Linked DNA regions of Homo sapiens: regions 1, 2, 4 and 5 are each linked to region 3. A link is a contact called in ENCODE Hi-C or POLR2A ChIA-PET data. All regions are on one chromosome and are shown on one strand. Each heading gives the region's core, a stretch centred on a gene start or an enhancer-like site at or near the end of the contact. The rest is flanking DNA. Distances are from core to core; before and after follow the strand shown. Region 1 holds the start of TNRC6B (trinucleotide repeat containing adaptor 6B). Region 2 holds the start of TOB2 (transducer of ERBB2, 2). Region 3 holds the start of SLC25A17 (solute carrier family 25 member 17). Region 4 holds the start of TMA7B (translation machinery associated 7 homolog B). Region 5 holds the start of TEF (TEF transcription factor, PAR bZIP family member).

Region 1 (2,718 bases), core at 48-2,547, 640 kb after region 3:
AGCTTTCTTTCCTCCCTGCTCTCAGGCTTCCAGAATCCTGCATTAGGAGTAATGGAATTTAACTTCAGGCACTGCACAGCTTCAGGGGTTACTAACAATCACATAGACTGCTACTTATACATGTGACCCTAAATGACCACTTCGCAGTGGATACATGGCCGAAACAGGCAACCACACACTCACACGATGAATTTATGCTGAAAAACTCAGTTTTGCATCTGTGTAAAATTAAACAAAAATTTTATTTCGTGAGGAATGAAGAAGGCTAATACACAGGGAGAACTGATAAAGAAATAATTTCTAATCGCGGTGAATAGCTGTTCATATCTTTAAAACACCATGTTTACAACATAGTCCTACCCTTTGGTTGAATCCAGGATCAAAATAAAAGCGCATCTGGCTGCACATTTGAGAACACACACAGAGACCCAGTGCAAATGAGCGCGCGCAGAAAGGAGAGGGGTGAGCCACATATTGCTTGGGAGGTTTTCAAGCAGGGGAATCTACAAACCCCAAACCTCCTGGTGTTCACCCGCCCCCAACCTGATGTTTAAAATGTATTAGGTCTTACTTTAGGTTTTACATCTCTCTAGGAAGGAGGGCCCAGTTTAAAAAATAAAAAGATAGAAAAAGGCTTTCCCGTTCTAGGGCTTGCCCTCCCAGATCCTTTGTCGGCCTTAGCAGCCGAAAGAATGCAAACCCATTTATATTTATGCAAATTTTTGCAGCAGATTTAAGGGGGGAGGGGGAGGTCTGTGTTTTTTAAAAACCTCTTTCTAAATAGCAAATTTCCAATTACTCGCAGCTTCATTTATTGCAAGATAGAAACGATGATGAAAATCTGCATATACATTAAAAGTGCAATTAAATCACTTCAAAATCTAAATATTTTACCACGTCTTTTCCATTTCTAAAATGCCGAACCAAAGTACATCACGGGTCTGATTTACACAGATCCACGAAATGTCTGAAGCCAGTCTCCATGCTAGACAAATGTCGATTTGCAACACCACCAGTGAAAACGGTTAGACAAGATCCATATAAATCAATTGGTTAAAAAAAATTGAAAATATTTACCAACCTCATAAAGTGCAGCAGTGCTTAAATCCAGCAAATTGAGGCATACAAGGTAGAAATGGAAATGAAAAAAGGTCCAAAAAATGAATTCTTTTTGTCTATCTGTTTTTTTGTATTTTAAATATTCAGAAACCAGCAGAGACTCTGTCGGCCATTTTGGCTTGAACTAACTCTCTCTCACACACTCTCCCTCTTGCTCTCTCTCTCCCTCTCTGTCTCTAAAGGAAGCAGCTTTTTGTGACCTTCAAATAGAGGCAGATCATGTGACTTCGGGTAGGTTTGTCAATCAGGAAAGGGGAGGGAGCTGGAGCTGAGACTGCCTTAAAGGGGAAGCAGCCCTTTTCCACTCACTTTCATTTGTGAAATGCTGTTATCTCATACTCTCCGCCTACAGACACTGCATGTGAAAGTGGCAACAGCATAAGGGTAACAGATGAACAAAACAGAAAAACCTTTATTGGTTTATAGAAATATGCTCAGTTGCTAACGATTCTTACAGCTCCTGGATCTTCTCCTGGCTCGCTTGCTAGTTATTCTCTAGATGTTTGGGCAAGCACAGGCTGGCAAACTGCTCTGTAAAAGGGGCTGAAACACAGCTCTACCAAACAAGAGGCTTTAGCTTTGAAAGAATGAGGTGAAATACAGGGCACGACTGATCTCTAAGAAACTCCTAAAATGTATAGAAAAAGACTGAAAGAAACGCACAAAAGTATAAACTGAACTGCAATTCAGAAAGGTTAAGTGACTTATCCCAAATCACACAGCTGAACAGCTGCAGAAGAGGGACTGGTTTCCCAATTCTGAACTCTACACTTATTGTTTTGCCTGTATGTGTGTTCAGTACCTCCTCCCCCAAACCCAAATAAAAACTATGCTTCAGCACTGCAAACGGAGTTTCTCTGGGCTAGGGCAGGTCTGAGTCATCTTTAATCCCCTCCCCCACCGCAGGAGGTAGCTCTGCAGCTGAGGGAGCCTAGGCACTAAATTAAAACCTACCTGGTTTCCACCACTCCTAATCCCTTCTCCTTCGCATATACATCTCCACTCCTACCCACTTAAGAAACCCAAGCTCGGTTTGCATCTCCAGCCCCCGCGGCTCACAGGCCGTGTAACTTCACTGCTAACAGCAAGTAAGTAAGTCCCTTACCCATCCTCCCACCCTGCCTGGCCTCCGTTTTCTCATTGGTAGCCGGCGGAGATTGGGCTTCCCTAGATGGTATCTTTGGTTTCTTTCACCTCTGAAACTCTGCACTTGGCTTCTTTGAGTAGTTCTGTTCATCTTTTCCTGGCCATCTCAAAAGTTCGCCTCCACCCTGGGAAGGCTTCTTGACCCTCGCAGTCCAGACCAGGCCCTCCTGTTAACACTCCCATAATATCCTTTACTACTTCTTCAGAGCAATGGTCATAATTGCAATTTATGAAAGAATGTGCTTAACATTAGTCTTCCCCAGGAGACTGTAAACTGTATAAGGAAAAACACCACGTCTTCACTGCTCTGTGAGGCTCCACACCAAACACCACATAGGAGGTAAATAAATGAATAAATCAATGACTTGGACCCTATTCAGAAGGGCTGGGCTGAGTAGGAGGAAATCTGCCACCTGAATATAAAAAATGTAGGGGAATGAGGGTCACATAGTT
Region 2 (2,700 bases), core at 146-2,645, 630 kb before region 3:
CAAACTGTTCGTAGCTGGAAACTTTCGGATCTCGCCACCCAACGTGGGGATGGCGGCTGCTGCTGGGCCGGAACCGTCTGGAATGACAAAAAAGGTGTGGGCGGGAGGGGAGAACTGGGAAATGGGAGATCTAAGGAGGGACCGGGGAGAAGACCTCACTCACAGTCCCCCGGGGGCTCCAGACTGCATCTTCCGGCACTCCTGTCTGCCTGTGACCGCAGAACACGGCCCTCCCTCCCCCTGGCTCTGTGTCCCGCACACTCACAGAGGCAGAGCAGCCCGCGTGGCCAGAGCCGGGGGAGGGGGCCTCAGCGCGCGGGCCTGGCGCGCCCAGTCCCGGGTTCGCGGAGCCTCGCTCCGCCGCCCGAGGGGCCGTAGTGGGTGCGAGCCTTGCGCCCGTTGCACGGTCAGGGGCCACCCCACGCCGGCGGGACTGCGACTAGAAGAAATGTGGGGCTCTCCCGCGTGCCCCACACTGGGGTCGCTGGCCAGAAAGAGCAAACAAGAGTTGGGAGAGGGGCTGCGCCCGCGCGCCTGCGCAGAGCCAGAGCCGGCCCTCCAGGCTGCAAGGAAAGGAGCGCCAGAGGCGGTGAGGGGAAGGTCCTTTGTGGCACTCGGCTAGTTTCACGGCCGTCAGCCTCGTCCTCGGCTCCTCTTACTCCCGCACAGCGTGGCCCAGGCCCCAGAGTCTCCCTCGCCTTTCTTTCGACGTTGAGCCCCCCGAGGAATCACAAGGCGCTCGGAAGACTCATGCCTGCCCGAAACGGGTCCGAAATGTTTCCAGAGCCCGCGTCGTCCCCTCAGTTCCCCCTCCCGCAGAGGCCGTAACGGGGCGATGCTATCGCCGCGGACACGGCCAGACGCTCGGAGCTGGAGGGAAGGCCCCGGGAAACGGCTCGGGCAAACGTCCGAACCATGGGCTCCGAGGCAGGTGCAGGGCGGACGACTCAGCGGGGGGTTTCCGGCGGGCATGGTGACTCCCTCCCCTCCCCCGCGATACTCGTCCCCCAAACACAACTAAAGGGAGAGTGCACTGTGCCCGGCTCGTGAGCAACCCGGCCCCAGGTGGTCCCCGGCCCTCACGGAGCGCCCCTGGGAGAACACCTCACACGACGCGCACAAGTTCAGAGTGGTATGGGAATGAAGGAAAGGAGTGCGGCGCGGCGCTGTGACAGGGAGGGGAAGACGGGGAGCCGGACGCACGACCGGCGAGCACAGAAGGGCACAGGAGCTGCTCCGCGAGATACCAGCGAGCTGAGGCGCGGGGCTGGCTGGGAAGTAGTCCCGGCCGGGCCCTGGCCCCGCCCCTGCAGGGCGGAGGGACGCATCACGCAGGGGTGGGGAAGCCGGATCCGTGCGCAGGGTTGCTAAGGGTGAAACTTTTCATTGACTTTGCTCACTTCGGGCCGGGGCGCGGGAAGGTGCGGGTTGTTGGCTGAGGCAAGCCGTGGCTCGGGCGACGCGGGGCCAGGAGGGCAGGACCGTCTGCCGGCGACAGCCCATACCGTCTGCCGTTGCGCGACACGAACCACCCTCCGATCCGCCATCCCCGCGTCGTCGCCGCTAGTCCGCCCGCCCGCCCTCGGGCCCCCCGCTGCCGAGCCCGACCTCCTAAGAGCTGAAAGAAATTATTGAGAGTCATAGTCCATAGCCCCCTGCTTCGTCCCCCAACCCTCAACGACGAAAAGGACTTCGGTCCCCTGGCCCGGCGACGCCCGGGAAGGAAAGGAGAGCGACCTCCGCCCCGCGCTCAGGCCACCCTGGAGGGAGAAGCCGCCCCGCGGCCGGTAGAGCGCCCCGCCGCCGCGGAGACCCGAGTGAGTGAGTTGGGGGGCGTGCGGGCGGGGGGCCCGCCCCGAGACCCAGCCGGCCGGACTACCTCTTCCACCCCGCCCCACTCCCGCTTTGCTGGACTCTCCACGTTGCTGCCGCTCCCTCCCCGCCTGGCCAGCATTTTCTTTCCCCATCCAGCTTCCCTCCAGACCCCACTTTCCCCAGCTCCTCTTCTCACGCCATCTGTGCTCCTGGGGTGCCCAAGAGCTCCTTTTTCTCCCAGTTCCAAGAGTGGCCCTCTCCTGGGTGGGGTGCATTTCCTCCCTTCCCCGCCTCCCCCGGTTCTTTATATCCTAGCTACTCGCTAGATCTTCCTTGTTCTCCAAAGAAACATAACTCCCCCCACCGTTAAATAAATCCGAGGAAGGAAGGGGATCCAGGCCTTGTTTTTCTGCTTCTTTTCCCGTGTGCAGGGAAGGGGGGTGGTAATTGTTAATAGACTCTATTTCTGGCTCTGTGGAGCCTGAAGGGTGGAGGGTGGACACCCCCTTTGGCGACGGGACAGGTCAGTGGAGATTGTCCTTGGGCCACTGAGCCAGAGTTCACCGTTTCGGCTGAGCTCTTTATACTCTTAAGTGTTTTAATGGAAAATTGGGCAGAAAAAAGTACCCTTAGAGCAGTGCCAGTGAGTGGATTCTGCTTATCTTGGTAAGGTGCCTGCGAGGTGGGGCCCTACCCCCAAACTCCTTCCCCTCCTGTCCGGAGGATGAACTGTGCCCTTGACCACCAGAAATCTGGGAGGGGAAGGAGGGTGCAGAGAGGAGGCACAGCCGGCAGGCCCTCTCCCTCCCCCAGGAGAAACCAGAACCCCGCACAGCAAGCTTCAGCTTGGGGACGGGTGGAGGCCAGTCTCTGGTGCTACTCCGT
Region 3 (2,700 bases), core at 184-2,683:
TCTTGACAGCAAGCTCCCAATTTGATCAGGAGTCAATGAGAACTGAGTTCTCAAGTTTTACAGCCAACTAGTTTCTATGTTCCCATGCCAAAATAATCTTTTTTTTTTTTTTTTTAGGAGTCTCACTCTGTCCCAGGCTAGAGTGCAGTGGTGCAATCTTGGCTCACTGCAACCTTTGCTTCCTGGGTTCAAGCGATTCTCCTGCCTCAGCCTCCCTAGTAGCTGCAGTTTCAACATTGTAATTTCTACAAGGCGCGTGCCACCATGTCCGGCTAATTTTTTCTATTTTTAATAGAGACAGGGTTTTGCCATATGGGCCAGGCTTGTCTCAAACTTCTGACCTCAAGTGATCTGCCCGCTACGGCCTCCCAAAGTGCTAGGATTACAGGCCTGAGCCGCTGCGCCCAGCCCAAAATCATCTTCGCTTCACTTTTGGTCCTTCACTTTCACGTCATGATTCTATGGCGTGATGGGAATGTTCCTGGAAGCAGTATCTTCTGCAAATTTTGTGAAAACGGCCAGGTTAAACTTTGTTAGACCCCTCTCCCAGGGATTAAGTGTGATGATGGGCATAAAACACTAAGCCTGGCATGTAGTCAGCACTGAGGAGTTATCACGAGGATATTCTAAAAGGAAACATGGTAAAGACAAGTGGTGATGGTGTCTCAGGAAAGAATCCCTGAGTCCCTGAGGAGCATCCTGAAGCAGAATCTCACAGTATGACAGGTTAAAGCTGAATGTGGCTGCTTTAGTTTTGTGTAATTTTGTTAGTCACTTTGCAACATGGAAAAAAATTTTTTTCCTTCAGTATTTTATGAAGTACTACTACATAAATTGGCTTTCGTAATCCTCACAGCAGATGGGGATTGTTGGTACTAGTACATTGTCATTTCACAGAGGAAACCCAAGAGGTTAAATGACTTCCATAGTTGCCAACTAGGGGGAGGCTCCCACTCGCGTCTTGTATTTTGGGCTCCTGATGCTCAACATCTCTTCCCACCACACTCAAGGGTTTTTCTGGAGGAAGAAGTTTCCAAGTCCACAAGTGAGTTTTTTTCCTCTTGGCCAAAATGTGACTTTCAGAATAGAAAAGAGCTCAGGCGCAGAGAAACAGGGAGACTGGAGTCTCATTGAGTTTCCCCATCTTTGTCACCAGAGTAAAAGAAGGCCATTAAGACTTCTGAGATGGAGGAACTGGTCAGGGCCCGGGAACGCCAGAGAACGTCGGAGGAACCGGGAGCCGGGTACCTGGTGTCAGGCCGCCTTGCGCCTTGGAGCCCAGCCCCGCGAACACCTCGCTGTCCCGCCCCGCGCCCACAGGGGCCAATCAGCGTTCAGGGGCGTTCTTAGCCGCCCCCCCCCCCCCGCTTTCCCGCCCCGCGACCCGGAAGTGGTTCTAGGGCAGGCGGGCGGGTTTGAGAGGGCGGGGATTGCGACTCTCACACCCTGAGCTCCGGTGCTCCTTTCCTAACTCCACTGGCTGCGGCATCTGTGGGAAAAGTGTGGCTGGGTCTTCGAGGAGCCGCACCAATGGCTTCCGTGCTGTCCTACGAAAGCCTGGTCCACGCCGTGGCCGGAGCCGTGGTGAGACGGGGTCTTTACGCCCGGGCCGCAACGGGTTATAAGGCTTCTCGGGGGCCAGTCCCGGGATATGCCTGAGGGATGGGTCTGAGAGGGAGGTAGTGTGGGTTGGGGTCCACTGTCATGACTGTGGGGCAGAGAGGAATGGGCCATTGGCGGAAAGTTGTTGGAGGAATTCGGGGTAAGGGCCGAGACTCCGCCACCTCCTGGTCTCCTAGAGACTGCGGGGTAGAGAGCCGTGTTCACACGTGCCCGCTCAGGGTCCGCATCTTTGCCGTGGGAAGTTTAAGGTCAGGCTACCACCGCACACTCACACACTTTGCTTTACTGGCCCGGAGGAGAACGTAGGTGTGAAGCCGTGTTGCTTAGTCACATGCTTCCCTACAGCCTGTCTTCACGCTTGCCGCGGGCAAGTGGCAATACCTAGTAGGATAGCTCTGGGCACCGTTATTGGCAGGAGAAGATAGATCCTTTTTTTTTTTTTTTTTTTTCCGGACAGGGTCTTGCTCTGTTGCCCAAGCTGGAGTGCAGTGGCGCGATCACGACTCACTGCAGCCTCGATCTCCCGGGCTCCAGCGATCCGCCCACCTCAGCTTCCTGAGTAGCTGGGACTGCAGGTGTGAGCCACCACACCCGGCTACATTTTTAAAAAAAATTTTTGGGGTCTGGCAGTGTTGCCCAGGCTGGTCTCGAATTCCTGGCCTCAAACGATCCTCTCGATTTGGCGTCCTAAACTGCTGGCATGAGCCACTGTGCCTGGCTTTTTTTTCTTTCTTTCTAAATCAAGATCTGGGTTCCTGTCTACCACAAGTGTGGTTTGTTATGAGGTATACGCTTGATTCTTGGGCTTCTGGTGTCTAGGTTCCACTTGACACTTCCCCTCTCCCCTCTTTTCCTTAAAACTTTCCACTTTTGGCTTGGGTGACTCCTCTTGTGGTTCTTTTATCTCTTTGACTGCCTTTTCTCATATTCTTCACCAGTTGTTAGCACACACCTTTAGCTGTTAAAATCACTGTGACTTCAGAGGAACATCACTGAATCCTCTGTTTAGCCTCCAGAAACTTCACTGAGAGCTCACCTTCTCTGTAGACTAATCTGGATTTAACCCTAACTCCATCA
Region 4 (2,700 bases), core at 150-2,649, 860 kb after region 3:
TTGAATAAACCAGATCGGTATTTCCTGCCAATAACTTGACAGTAAGGTTTTGCTGTACTTCTCCTGATCTGCTAACAGCATTATATTCTTGCAGTTTCACATGTGGTGAAGTCTGATACGTGACTTGCGATCCTCAACATGCTGACCACACACAGTGTGTTCCGAACTGGGCTTCTGAGTTTGGGGCTGTGTAATGTCTACGCGTGGACTGAGTCACTTCCTATGGGTTGCTGCACCTTAGTGAGATTTCGCTGTTACAGTCCTCCCCCACTCCTGGCCCTCTGTTCTGTGGTTTTCGGTCTTGCTGTACTGTACTGTGTTGAAGTAGCCTTTCTTTTTGTTCAGCTGCCTACAACTATACATGTATTTGTTGGGGCTCAGAAAACGACACCCCTTGGCATGCTGAGTGCTTCGAACCAAAGGAGATGGGAAGGTTTCAGAAGCAGCCTTGGAAGCAAAGTCTTCCTTTGGCCTTCTCCTGCCCTCCTGTCTCCCGCTCCTCTTTCTCCCCCTGAGTGAGTCATAGAAATTAGAATTCCTCTTCCCCACAGTGGGTCAGAGAGACTAGAAGGGTCACTATGGGGGAGGCCAAGGCAGGAGGATTACTCGAGGCCAGGAGTTTGAGATCAGCCCAGGCAACACAGTAAGACCTAGTCTCTACAAAGAAATAAGTTAAAAAAATATTAGCCAGGTGTGGTGGTGTGCACCTGTATCCCCAGCTACTTGAGAGGCTGAGGTGGGAAGATGGCTTGAGCCTGGGACACAGAGGCTGTGGTGAGCAATGATTGCGTCACTGCACTCCAGCCTGGGCAACAGCTGTCTCCAAAAAAAAAAAAAAAAAAGAAGACTTGGGACAGGCCTTGTTCAGTTTCCTACCTCAGTCTGTTACCTTAGATCAAACCCCCTTTGTCCAATCCCATTTCTACAGGGCTGTCTGTCCTTTGACAAACCTAAGCATAAAAATAGACGGCTTTCCCTGGGTCTTGGGTCTTCATTTCTGAAGGCTTCTGTGTCACACAAGTCTTTGATTAAATAAATGTGTCCACTCTCCTCTTGTTAACCTGTCTTGTAGGAGTGTCAGCTGTGACTCCTCTGATGGGCAAAGAAAGGTGCCACAACTTTTCCGCCCCTGTATATCCTACAGCAGTGACTTGAGATTTCTATTTTTCTCTGACTCTTCTTCAGATATGCATCAATCATAAAAGAAAAGGTTAAGATTTAAACCCCCAGATGGATCTGGACAAGTGGGAGTTCTCCTCCTCCTATCCCTCCTTCCTTCCACAAATACTCACTGAGTGTCTCTCTTTTATGCAAGACACTGTTAAAGGCATAAAGATGAAGTAGAGGAAAATCCTGCCCTTCCAGAAGCACCTGGGCTAGAAGGGGAGGCAGATGGGCGTAGAAATAATTTCAAACACACACCAGTGTTCTAAAGAGTGGTGTGTGCATGTTTTGGGAAGGCACTGGGAGCAGCAGGTTGTGAAGCTGCTGCCATGCTTGGCCCCTAGGCCACCATGCTTCTGACCATTGGGTCATATTCCAGAGGTCCCTTCATGGCTTCAGCATTCTGTGAGGTTAACAGGCCGAGAAGGGCCAAGGCAGTGTCAGGAATGGTCAGTACCTGACAGAGATGGAGAAGTCCCCTGGGGAGCTCTGGCTGGCCCGGATGATGAAGAAGCCAACCTCCTTGCCCATGAGTAAGTTCTCTGCCTGGTGTCGAGAGAGGCCTTCGTGAAACCATCTGTGGGGGCGAGATCAAACAAAAGGATCAGGATGAGACACAGGAGTGACAAGAGGGAGACGTGGAGAAGAGGTGACCCAGAGGGAAAGAGGCTGGGGACTCTGTACAGTAGGGAGCAGAGAGAGACCAGGTGCTGTTTGAAATCAAACCAGTGCTCCAGGCAGCTTTCAGGAAAGGCGAGGGAGCATTCCCCTTGATTCACCCTCTTTGTTCCTTCTCTCCAGGAGAAGTCTCTCTCCAGCCTGGGAAACGAATCATGGAAATGTGTCGCTGCACCAAAATGGGGCAGTGTGGGAGTGACTCACTGCAGGAAGCAGCCGCCTGCCGGCAGCTGCGGAAGAGATAGACCAGAGCTGCGAGGACAGAGGATGCACTGGGGAGGGAAGGGAAGGCTTCAGGCACTGGAGCCAACCAGGTGCAGCCGGCTGAGCAGGGCCTGGGGTGCTCATGCCTGCCCTGAGGTCTCAGTGGCCTAGAGGTTCCTCCCTGGGTATTAAAGGAAAGTTACAGCCCAGGGCGTCACGTTACCTAGGCTGGCATGGAGCACAAGGGGGCTTTGCTCAGTGTGCCTAGCAGAGGCTGCAGTGTTCCTAGGGAGTCCAGTGTACATGCTTGGAAATCAGCGAGGCTGGCAGCCGCCAGAGAGCGGCGTCTATACAACCAGATCCTGGGCCTGCCCCAAAAATCCAGGCTGGGAAATAATCTTTACTGTGGAAAAGAAGAAACAGGAGAAATTACTCTTTTAGCAGAATGGTCAGGGTGGCAGCCCCTGGAGGTACAGCTGCATACAGCGTGGCATGTATGAAATAGGTCAAACACTTACACAGGGCCAGGCAAGCTGTGGCTGCAGCCTCAAAGCAGGAGGCCAGAGACCTCTCTCCACCACAGACAAGCAAAATGAGTGTCTGCAATCACTCAGCGGCCAAAGGTGGGACTGTGTCACATTGCTTCAAGGTGGC
Region 5 (2,713 bases), core at 83-2,582, 560 kb before region 3:
GTGCTGAAGCTATTTATAACTCAACAGTGACAGCCACAGGGATGGGAGCCTCAGCATACACCCAGGAAAGGAAGAGAAATGGCATTTTAAAAAGGAAAATCCATTCCCCAGGCCAGACAACTCTCGAAGGCCTATCCCTTTCCCAAACCCTGAATAACTGATGGCTCTTGGAAATGCAAAGGTCTCACACTCAAAGTATACCTCAGTGCACCCACAACCCCACCACAGGCGGCCCTCCTGCTGCTCCCTGCACCCCATCTCCCAGGGCGAAAAACAAGGCCAGACCTGCTTTCCGTATACGCCCCAGTGACGTTCCTGGCCTAGGCAAAAAGATGAAGCTCAGTCCTGCCGCCGTGGCCCCAGAATCTAAGGGTCAGCCCCAACCAACCAGGCGAAGGGCCTCAGTGGACTCATCTGACCCTCATCGTTTCTCTGCTTGGCCCAAAACTCCCCTCCCAAGGCGCCTCACACTACTCGCCCACACCCCCCCCACCCGCTCAGCAGAAGCCCCGCAACAGAAAGGCTCCCGTTGGACCTAGTAGCTGGCGCTACTCACACCCAGGGAGGAAGCCAGGTCCCTCCGGGAGGGGTAAGGCCACGTACGATGACAGTTCGCTACCCTAGGCCTGCGCTTCCTAAACTTTGGTGTACTTGGAAAATAATGGGGGTGCGGTGGGGTGCTCCTTAAAATGCAAGACCCCTGTCCCAGTGACCGCAGATTGGGTGGGGCGCAGGAACCAGCAATTTAAACAGGCATCCCGAGTGACTCCGATGCAGGTGGCCCCGGGGGAGGGGCCCTGGAGCGTCATTTAAGTGACTGCTCCCGATCCCCTTCCGCCTCCTCAAAACCTCTCCCCACCCTCTCCCGCCAGACCCACCGTCTCAGCCCGCCCCTGACCCTCTGTCCTCAGCCCCCCGGCCTCGTCCTCCAGGCTCCTGGTCATCCAGGCCCCATCCCCCTCCGCTGGACCACTGCTCCCTGACCCACTGCCTCCCCGGCCCCGCCCTCACGAGGCCCCGCCCCTGTATAAGCCCCGCCCCCAGCCCGCGCGGACCACCCCCCCGCCCTCACCGAGGCGCGCCTCGCGCGGGGGGTTCTCCATCAGCTTCTTCAGGACCAGGGGGAAGGACCCCGACAGGCCCCTTTCCCCAGCTGCGCGCCCCGGCCCCGGACCGGGTCCTGCCTGCGGGTCCACAGGCGGCTTCTTTCCGCCGCCCGCGTCGGACATCGTGCCCCGGACTCGGCTCGCGCACCTCGCCTCCCCCGCCCGCCCCCCGAGATGGGCCGGAGCCGTGCGACCCGCTGCAGCTGCCGACACGGGCAGCTACTGCGCAGGCGCCCAATGGCGCCCCCGCCTCCTTCCATCGCTACCCCGCCTGCGGACCGGCTCTGGCACATTAATTATTCATGAGGCCAGGCCAGCTTCCCCGGATCGTTGCTCTGGATTGGTCCAGCCTGCGAGAGGGGCAGGCGCAGATCCTCGGGCCGTGATTGGTCGGGCAGCCGGGATAAGATAGACACGTGCGGGGCCAGGTGAGGACCCTCGCGGAGGCCCCGCCCCGCCGCCCCTGTGTCCCCTGATTGGCGCCTGCTGGAGTCTTTGTGGTGGGCCTTCCTCGGCGCGGTCCCTTCCCTCCTACCAGTGTTCCCCCTTCACCGCCCTCTTCATAACCCCCGCCCTCCCCAACCACCGCAGCCTCTCCCTCTTGTCCCCGACTTGCAACCTTCCCGACGCGCCACCGAAGAGGGGCGGAGCTCGGAGCGGCCAGGCCGGCCAAAGCGACCTATCCGAGCTCCTGCTCGCGCGGCGTGTCCACCCCCCGCGGGTCACGTGGAGCCGCAGCCGAGTCTGGTCGCGGGGGGAGGGGGCAGAGGAGGAAGGCGCGGGAACAGCCAATGGAGGGCGGGGGCGGGGCCCGGGGCGGTGCACGAGGCGCCGCACGTGCGGGGCTGTGGCGGGGCGGGAGGGGAAGGGAGGGACGGGTCTTTTTGTTCTGGGGACTCTGCCCAGGGTCGCGGGGCAGGGACGCTGAGCTTAGCCCGCACTTCTGCTCCCACGCGACCCAGAGGTCGCCTGAGGGCAGGGCCGGGGACCGCGACCTGCCAAGTCGTAGGGATGGCCTGAGCAGGCTTGGCCGCCCTAGAGCGGGGTGTCGGGTTGCCCACGCATCCAGATCAACACTAGCGTGGAGGGAGCATTCCTGAAGCTCTGACCTGAGCCAGGGCCCGAGTACATGTTTCCGCCCTCCCACTTACTAGCTTATGACCTTGGGAAAGTCCGGTTGCTTCACTGGAGCTTGTTTCCTCGGCCATAAAATTAAGAGGTTGGGCTAGAGAATCTCCACAGTCCCAAACAGATGTGAAATTCTTTTCCTTTCTAGAACTCTCCCTTCTTTTACCTAGAAAACAAAAACCTCCTTGACACCAGGTACCGATGCCACGTTTTGTGGGAGAACCACCTCCTCTCTTAAAATATAAAGCCTCCCCGGGAGTTCCGCAGAAATCCGTAAAAATGTAATATGTGGCGCGGTACACAAATGGAAAGCTGCTCCTAAACAGCGCTCAGAACTTTGTACCTCTTTATAGTACAGATCAGACTCCGCTGCAAACCCAGGCAACATTAGACTCCCCGCTTAACTCCCGGAAGGCAGAGAGCTTGGCTTGTTTATCCAGCATCCCTACAGTGGCCCAGCCCTTCTAGCAGGAGGGGTT

The links. A loop is a pair of places that touch in the nucleus more often than their neighbours do. ChIA-PET counts read pairs that join two places held with the same protein, here RNA polymerase II (POLR2A). Pooled maps may share reads with other maps.
Region 1: a loop to region 3 is called in a map of B cell, with 21 times the contacts of the local background. The contact joins the promoter of TNRC6B here to the promoter of SLC25A17 in region 3. A Hi-C loop is called at or near these places in 1 of 168 maps with a recorded cell type or tissue (B cell), 1 of 37 single-sample maps with no recorded cell type and 6 of 50 pooled maps. POLR2A ChIA-PET finds 5 or more read pairs at or near these places in 4 of 52 experiments (BJ, HepG2, activated CD4-positive, alpha-beta T cell and 1 more).
Region 2: a loop to region 3 is called in a pooled map, with 11 times the contacts of the local background. The contact joins the promoter of TOB2 here to the promoter of SLC25A17 in region 3. A Hi-C loop is called at or near these places in 8 of 50 pooled maps.
Region 4: a pooled map shows a loop between it and region 3 (2.6-fold over the local background). The contact joins the promoter of TMA7B here to the promoter of SLC25A17 in region 3. A Hi-C loop is called at or near these places in 1 of 50 pooled maps. POLR2A ChIA-PET finds 5 or more read pairs at or near these places in 2 of 52 experiments (B cell and activated T-cell).
Region 5: a pooled map shows a loop between it and region 3 (9-fold over the local background). The contact joins the promoter of TEF here to the promoter of SLC25A17 in region 3. A Hi-C loop is called at or near these places in 9 of 50 pooled maps. POLR2A ChIA-PET finds 5 or more read pairs at or near these places in 3 of 52 experiments (A673, GM10248 and activated T-cell).

What each region holds. Positions count from the first base shown.
Region 1 is chr22:40,176,504-40,179,221 of GRCh38, reverse strand. It overlaps TNRC6B (trinucleotide repeat containing adaptor 6B), which reads right to left and starts at 1,297. Exons shown (of 23, transcript NM_001162501.2): 1 at 1,082-1,297. The coding sequence starts at 1,086. RefSeq lists an enhancer at 1,409-1,458.
Region 2 is chr22:41,445,496-41,448,195 of GRCh38, reverse strand. It overlaps TOB2 (transducer of ERBB2, 2), which reads left to right and starts at 1,395. Exons shown (of 2, transcript NM_016272.4): 1 at 1,395-1,817. It overlaps LOC105373043 (a long non-coding RNA gene), which reads right to left and starts at 1,251. Exons shown (of 2, transcript XR_938274.2): 1 at 164-1,251; 2 at 1-77. RefSeq lists a silencer at 264-363 and enhancers at 234-929, 934-1,183, 930-1,625.
Region 3 is chr22:40,818,079-40,820,778 of GRCh38, reverse strand. It overlaps SLC25A17 (solute carrier family 25 member 17), which reads left to right and starts at 1,433. Exons shown (of 9, transcript NM_006358.4): 1 at 1,433-1,584. The coding sequence starts at 1,531.
Region 4 is chr22:39,959,096-39,961,795 of GRCh38, reverse strand. It overlaps TMA7B (translation machinery associated 7 homolog B), which reads right to left and starts at 1,399. Exons shown (of 2, transcript NM_001396013.1): 1 at 877-1,399. GRAP2 (GRB2 related adaptor protein 2) reads right to left here. Exons shown (of 8, transcript NM_004810.4): 4 at 1,622-1,741. RefSeq lists an enhancer at 2,252-2,700.
Region 5 is chr22:41,380,561-41,383,273 of GRCh38, reverse strand. It overlaps TEF (TEF transcription factor, PAR bZIP family member), which reads right to left and starts at 1,332. Exons shown (of 4, transcript NM_003216.4): 1 at 1,073-1,332. The coding sequence starts at 1,229. It overlaps LOC105373042 (a long non-coding RNA gene), which reads left to right and starts at 1,363. Exons shown (of 3, transcript XR_938271.3): 1 at 1,363-1,534. RefSeq lists enhancers at 494-573, 1,355-1,649 and silencers at 784-1,483, 1,514-2,113.